2 separate regions of the Homo sapiens genome follow, and region 1 is linked to region 2. A link is a contact called in ENCODE Hi-C or POLR2A ChIA-PET data. All regions are on one chromosome and are shown on one strand. Each heading gives the region's core, a stretch centred on a gene start or an enhancer-like site at or near the end of the contact. The rest is flanking DNA. Distances are from core to core; before and after follow the strand shown.

Region 1 (3,531 bases), core at 8-2,507, 38 kb before region 2:
TGTGGCCAGGTACAGTGGTTCATGCCTATAATCCCAACAGTTTGGGCAGATCACCTGAGGTCAGGAGTTCTAGACCAGCCTGCCCAACATGGTGAAACCCTGTCCCTACTAAAAATACAAAAATTAGCTGGGTGTGGTGGCACAGGCCTGTAATCCCAGCTATTTGGGAGGCTGAGGCAGGAGAATCACTGGAACCCGGGAGGCAGAGGTTAAGGTGAGCCGAGATCGAGCCACTGCACTTTAGCCTGGGAAACAGAGCGAGACTCAGTCTCAAAAAAAAAAAAAAAAAAAAAAAAAAGAGAGAGAGCTTGCTTAAGTAAATTACAGCACATCTATACAATGGAATATTCTTCAGATATTAAAAATGAGGTGTCTCTAAACTCATGCCACATAAAGACTACCACAATCCATTGTGAAGAAAAGAAAACAGTGTTTTCTGATATGATCTCATACCTAAGGTTCTGAGGGTGTATATGTACATGATGATCATCAAAATATGGGCAACAACAATTTCTAGAAAATGGGTATTTGACATGGTTTGCAATTACTTGTACTTTTACCTATTCTTTGAATTTTCTACAATAAGCACTTTCTCTTTTGGACAGAAAAGAAACCAGAAAATTAAGCTCCTTTTATTTTGAAAGAAAAAAAGTCATTGGTGTACCTAAAAAAAAAAAAAAATTCTTTTTGTGGACAGAATAATAGCCATCCTTTATTTATAGGATGAAAATTCTCTGTCATACATCAGAAGCTCCGAATGGAAACAGCCTGACCTTCAGGCTGCTGAAACTCCTGCCCTGGGCAGCAGCTCCCAGCATTAATGGGAATCACCTACCTAAACCTGCCGGGGGATCAGAGTCACCTACCTAGCCTGCCAGGGGACTAGAGTCACTTACCTAGCCTGCCAGGAGATGAGCTGGGCATAGCTAGCTCCAGTCAGACCCCACTCAAGTCACCCCACCCCAGGCAGACCACCAGCCTCCCAGTCAGCAATGCTGACACCCACGCCACACTGTAGGAAAAGAGCCCTTGGGTGGACTCTGGGTCCCACCAAGGGCAGGCAGGAATGCAGGGTCCTCATTCAGGAACCGCCAGCTGGACCTTCTGCATTCAGCACATGTTCCTGTCTGAGAAGGAAAGGGCTACTAAACGGAAACGTCTTCACGAAAAGGTCTGGGAGAAGAGAAAAGATCCAGATGCCTTGGGCTTGTTCCACTTTTCCATAGATGGAGCCACTGGGCCCCCAGGAGAGACTCGGTCCATGGAGATGAGTAAGCCAAATACTGGCAAGATTCCACTCGGAAGCCAAGGGCCTGCTGGGGACCCAGAACTGTGGTGTGCATGGGAGGATGGCCTGGTGAGCAGGAGAGGCCAGAAGGCCCTCTTCATGGGCTTCAAAAACCCAGGACACCAGCACATACGATATGAAGCAAAAAGCCTACGAATCCAAACAAACTCCAGGGAAAAGTGTGCCATCAGTAGTCCCGCTGGTACAGACTCTCCTCAAAATCCAGCCTCTAACAATGAAAGCAGCTAAGAAGAGTTACACTAGCTGTTGCTGTCCCCTCTCCCTCCCACGCTTGCTCCCTCCCTCCCACACCCTCCACCTTCCTCTCCTGTGCATTACTGAATCATTGCTGATCCATTTGAAAAATGGCCACATGCATGGACTGAACCAATATTCTGACACATATCATGTGGCAAAGAGGAGATGTCATTAGACCATAAGCAAAAAAAAAAAAGCATTGCACGGGCATTAACACAACATTTAAGTGTCCTCCTCAAGGAGCCACAGGCACAGGGAGTGGTGCAGCTCTGATTCAGTTAGGCTTTCACTGCTTTGTTACTGAGAAGGGAAAAAAAAAGTTCATTAACTGCTATAAGCAGACAGACAAAGGAGGTATAAATTCTTCTTCTAAGACAATTTTGTTTGGTCTTTAAAACCAAACAAAACATGATATAAGTGTCCACTAAGCAAGGGCTAAGAGTCCTTGCCCTGCTGTGGGAGAGCTGACAGCAGGCTGAGCTCAGTGCAGCACGCGTCCCCAGGCAGAGCACAGGCTGCTGTGAACTGTGGCCCAACTGCAGGGCCAGTCCAGGGCAGGGCAAGACCAGTGTGGGCTGAGGGGCAGGAGAAAGGCTCTCAAAGGAGAACTCCACCTGGGCTTTGAACTCTGTCCATTGTCAGCTTCTGCACTCCAGCAGGGCTCAGTGTCATCTTCTGACCCTGGCCTATGAGGTTTCTGGGCTCCCTGCTCAGTAATTCACATTCCAGAGCTTAAGGAGAGGATGCTGAGCTCAGCCCCTGGCCCCAGGAAGTCCCGCCAGAATCCTGGGGAAAAAGACTGGGAAGTCCCTCCGGAGAAGCCTGAGGGCTGAGGATCAGAAAGGCTTCAGGGCTGGGGCAGAAGGAGCCCAGAGGCAATTACTAAGGGGGATGGTGAAGCAGGCAGGACCAGATGACACCAGCCTAGGGAGTCTGGGAGGAATGTGGATTTTATCCTACCTGTGACAGGAGAAGACTGAAGATTTTAAGCAAGGGAGTGAAAGTGGTCTAATTTGCCACCTAATTTACATTTTTAAGAATTCTGAAAGCTGCTGTGTGTATCGCAGATCATGTAGGAGCACAAACTTTTTTTACAGAAAATCTATCGTTAAAACTCAGAATATACGGAGGCCACAAAGGGAGAAGTCTTTCTAATTCCATTTTCCCACATGTGATACAGACGAGTTCTGAGAACGCATGCACACATGGTAGGAGCTTCATGAGTTAAAAAGCCACAGTGCATTTTAAGACAGTCCTTTCTAGACAGTGTATTTCTCTCCGAAACAACGAAACAACTATTTTTATTTATTTGTTTCTTCTCCCAAAAGACAAAAGAGAATAGGAAGAGAGAAACAAAATATTACTTTATAGAAAAGGATTATGACATTCCATTACACATTAATTTGGTTAGCTGTTGGCTGACAATGGAGCATTTTTCCTACTATCTCCTACTTACTATTCAAACTGACTTTGTGAAGACTTCTCCCATCCGATTAAAGAGGGTTTTTTAATCTAGTTGAAAATTTTAATGAAAATATAAAAATCATCCTGATCTTTGCATAAATTTCCCTTTAAAAATTAAAAATAGGAAAATAGCCATTAAAACAAATCAGTAGTAGCAGAGTAGGATTTGCATCTTTCAGAACTGGAATGCCATTGTATAGTCATTCCTCCAGAACTCTGAAAATATGACTACTATTTATCCACAGCCTTCCCTAGGCACTTAAAGTGCTTTACAAATATCATCCTCAAAATAACCCCATAAAGAGAGGAGAGTTTGCTATAAAAGTTCATTGGGCATGAAAACTTGGCTCAGTTATTCAACAGCTTGATCCAAAAGCAATTATTAAAACTAATTTTTAACAGCAACAAAAATAATTTGGCTGAAAGAGTAAACTAATAAGCAGTCAACTACCTACCCATGGCACACTTCCTCTACATAAAGGCTGCCTTTCCTTGCCCCAATCCCCAGAATCACTTCTATG
Region 2 (3,824 bases), core at 483-2,982:
CTCCATGTGACCACTTAGAGAAAAATACTATTATAAGATAGTGTTTTATCTGATATTACTTCAAAATCAGAATCAGATTTCTAACAGATCAATAAGCTTATCACAGTATGACAGCAAAAAGAAATGAGACTCTTGGATTCTATTTCTCTTTCCTATCTTAAAAAACATTTCCTCTTCCCGCGAACATGTGTTCTCTATCTCTTAAATTTAAAAAGGAGTAGTTTCTAAAAGAGAACCAGTAGGAAAGAATCAGGAATACCAGCAAAAGTCAACATCAAAGAAGTCAGTATCTGATCCTCTCTTAAACCTAGCAGGAGTGGAGCTCTCTGGCCAAGGGGTAAGGCAAAAGCAATGTGCAGGTTATAAATGTCCCTTCAAGCTCAGTTACTCCGGTTTACCTCTCTGGGGTGAGCCTCTAACAGCTCTGGCTCGCCGGAATCTTTCCTCCCTCGGCTCCAGCACACACTTTCCATAGCGGCCGCGTTGCAATTTCAAAGAGTTCTCCTTTCCACGTAGGTCACCCACCGATGGTAACCTACATGCACAAACACACTCGCACAATCACAACAGAGAAAATGGGACATACAGGAAATGGCCCGGGTGGAGGCGAGGACGGGGGTGGGGATAGGACTTTGTCTTTACTCTGGTGTTGCTCCCATTGAAACAAGCACATGGACTTTCATGGAACTCATGACCATCCTGAAATAACAGAAAAGTCGAACGGGATTGAAGAAAATCCTTTGCTTTTCTAAGTTCGAAGAACACTGGGCCGCTGAATGGAAGGGAAAAGAAAAAAAAAAACTGTGTGCCTAAAAACATCCAGAAACACACGCAGAGTCTCCCCAGTCCTTTGCCCAGCCCGTGGGCTCAAGCCGCCCATCCCAGATGCGGTCTTCCCCACTCCACGCCCACCTCTTCCAGCCCGCACCCCAAATCACTGAGCTGCCCACAAAAATGCAGTCCAGATTTGAGAAGCAGCTGACGTCTGTGGCCAGAGTGACCCACACGCCACGGACCAGGGACAGCAGGGGCGACCACGGGGCGGCCCCCAGGGAGCGGTGCCAGGCGCGCTGGAACCCGGCGCCCAGCTGCGCCTGGGACCCACGCGCCGCCGTCCGAAGCCCGCCAGCGACGCCCAGAGAGCAGGGCTCGCGCCGGCTTCCCGAGGAGACGCTGTTCCCGGCACAACTTTTTTCCACTTCTGCGGCCGCCGGCGGCGCTGAGAAGCAGCTGTTCCCTTCCCATTCCCAGCACCCAACGCCCATCCCGCAGCACCTCCGACCGCTCGGCGCGGTCTCCCAGGGCGCCGAAGCGAAGTTCCCGCGCCAGCCGCGGCTCAAGCAGCCAGGGCTCGGCCGGCCGCAACGGCTCCCCATGCGCCCGCGCGGGGCGCCCACCTGGCCGGGCCCACCGGCTCTCCCCTCCCGCAGCGCGCGCGGGCCCGACGCCTGCCACTCACCCGGCCCCAGCTCGGCGTCTCCGGCTCCGAGCCCGCAGCCTTCCCCAAGTCAGGGCTTTCAGTGACGCCTCCTCGCAGCCACCTCGCTCTTGCCCCCGCTGGCCGCGCCTGGAAGAAGGAGGCGGGAGGAGAGCGAGAGGAGAGCGGGAGGAGGCGGCGGGAGAGGGGGGCAACGCAAGGGAGGGGAGAGGGTCCGCGGCGCGGGGGAGGAGGCAGCGAGGCGAGAGAGCGCCAAGCTCGGCGGCCGCCCGGGCTAGCACTCGGGGAGAGGGAGGAGGAGGAGGGGCGGGGGCAGCGAGAGAAAGAGGCGGCCGAGCCGCCCTGCCCAGGCCCCGGCCCCGCGCCGCTGCCCAGTCACCATCGCCGCCTCCGTCCCGCGAGCGGGCCGGGCGTCCGGGGGAGGGGTCGGGCTCGGGGCTCCCGGCGCGGCGCGCGGGGCGGGACGGGGGCGGCGGGCGGGCGGACCAGGCCCGGCCTCCGGAGGGGAGTGTCCTGCGGGTCCGGGAGGGAGTCGGCGACAGGGGATCCCCGAGAGGGGGTGTGGGGGCCTGGGAACCGGTCCCTGAGCCCGCCGGGCAGCGGCGGCGGCGTCTCCCGGGGTCCTGCGAGGTTCCTCCGGGCCGCACCGGGGAAGCTCCCGGAGCAGCTTCGAGCAGCCCTGCCGGGAGGGCCGGAGGCGGAGAGCGGCGCTGACGGAGCCGGGGGAGAGAGGCCAGGCTGCTCCGGCGGAGAGCGGGCCCCGGGGCGCTAGGAGCAGTTCCCCCAGACCCGGGCCCAAGCGGAAAGAACGGCCGTCTGGTGACCCCGGAGAGTCCGAAACGGGAAAGGGGCCAAGGGGCGCCTGGACCCCCATCCTCGCCGCCCTCTTCCGGAGAGGAGGCTCCGGACATAAGTTCCCGTGCCCTCTGAATATCTAGGTGTGGAAACTCAATTCCAACAGTCACAAAGATTATTCCTAAATAGAATGCTTGGTGTCCTCAGCTTCCCTGCCCTCAAAATTACGGTTTCAGGATGATTTTCGGAGGCGCTTTAGGAACAGCCTGAAAAGGCATTCTTGTCCAGAGAGGGGATGCTTTAACTCCCCAGCTCCGCCCCCAGGGCTGGGAGCAAAGAACAGAGTTAAATGGCCATGAATTCAGGTGCCAGTATTGTTTGTGATTGAACTGTTAGGACGTGGCACCTCTCTAGGCAAACCCATCTTGTATTCCACCCCTCGCCACCCCCCCGCCCCCCGCCCAGTCAAATGCTCCCATTCCCAGTTTCTCAGCCCCTTGTCTGGGACACCTCTATCCACCAGTCGCCCAGATTCAGATTAGCAGTCAATTTTGGGCCTCGCTCCTCCACTCCCGGTAGCCAGTCCCATTAGTTCTTCATTTTTAATGCCTTTCCAGGTGCCATGTCCTTTCAAGCCCACTGCCGCCTTTCTGGTTCTCGCTATCTGGCACTGGATGGCGTGAGCGGCCTCCTACCGGTTCTCTGCTGGGGTCCTCTCTACACTTGCATCCATATGCGCAGGCCTACAGGTGAATGGCTCTAGAATACCCCTCAGGCAGGCCACTTCCTGTTCTAGAAGCTTTCTGAGGCACTTTGCCAGAGAACATTCTGAATTCCTTAAAAATCATCAGTTCAAAACCATACAACAACTGCACCTCCATACGCACTTCTCAGAGCCTGGGACTCTCTTTAGATGGGGATCCTCCCCTCCCCCCGAGAAAGATCCATGCCTGTATCTACACGAGAGTTGCTGATGCTCTTCCCAGAGCTGGAATGCTCTCTTTCATCTTCTCCCGCAGCCAAATTCCACTTATCTTCATTGAAAATGAAGTTTGCAGTACCACATTTTTGCTCTAAAAGGATATATGTGCTCTTTCCATTTTGTGAAATCACACACTAGAAATAACAGGGCTTGTGGGGAAAGTAGGGTTAGAAAATGACTCAGAATCTATGTAACATTGTAACCACAGCACTAACAAAAACTAACCATTCCAAAAAAAATACCAGTAGAGCTAATGAACTGTGTTAAATTCCTAATAAATACTATAGTACATGTAAATATACGACTTTACTTTTATAAAAAGATGAAGATAACTGTTGAAGGGGAGTTGTTTGAGGCTGCTGACTTGAGATAAACACAAAATGTACAAATAAGAGGAGAACTCTCTGTCCTGTCCCCCAACCCACATCCCACAAATCCTTCCAAGGTAGAGAGGTCAAGGCCAAATCAATCCAAGAGAAAGAATGTAGGGTGAAATGGGCCTACAGCACCCTGTGTTCTCTGTAACTAGATGCACCCTGCTGTGTTTTGCAGCTGTAGTTACTTGGTGGTGCAGAAACATTAAAGTGCTGGGAACCCTTGAATATGAAC

What was found. Hi-C counts contacts between places; a loop is a spot of excess contacts on that map. ChIA-PET counts read pairs that join two places held with the same protein, here RNA polymerase II (POLR2A). Pooled maps may share reads with other maps.
Region 1: a map of sigmoid colon shows a loop between it and region 2 (2.0-fold over the local background). The contact joins the enhancer-like site here to the promoter of LHFPL2 in region 2. A Hi-C loop is called at or near these places in 4 of 168 maps with a recorded cell type or tissue (HepG2, breast epithelium, chondrocyte and 1 more) and 1 of 50 pooled maps. POLR2A ChIA-PET finds 5 or more read pairs at or near these places in 7 of 52 experiments (GM12878, HepG2, IMR-90 and 4 more).

What each region holds. Positions count from the first base shown.
Region 1 is chr5:78,609,179-78,612,709 of GRCh38, forward strand. The region is part of intron 2 of LHFPL2 (LHFPL tetraspan subfamily member 2); the gene reads right to left. Among named protein-coding and RNA genes, the nearest start is that of LHFPL2, 38 kb to the right of the region's middle. Within about 2 kb of position 1,258, at least 9 of the 41 ENCODE cell types and tissues checked have a DNase peak (open chromatin) inside an H3K27ac peak, as active enhancers do; they include sigmoid colon, where a contact is called at or near this core.
Region 2 is chr5:78,647,040-78,650,863 of GRCh38, forward strand. It overlaps LHFPL2 (LHFPL tetraspan subfamily member 2), which reads right to left and starts at 1,733. Exons shown (of 5, transcript NM_005779.3): 1 at 1,460-1,733. RefSeq lists silencers at 982-1,041, 1,332-2,271.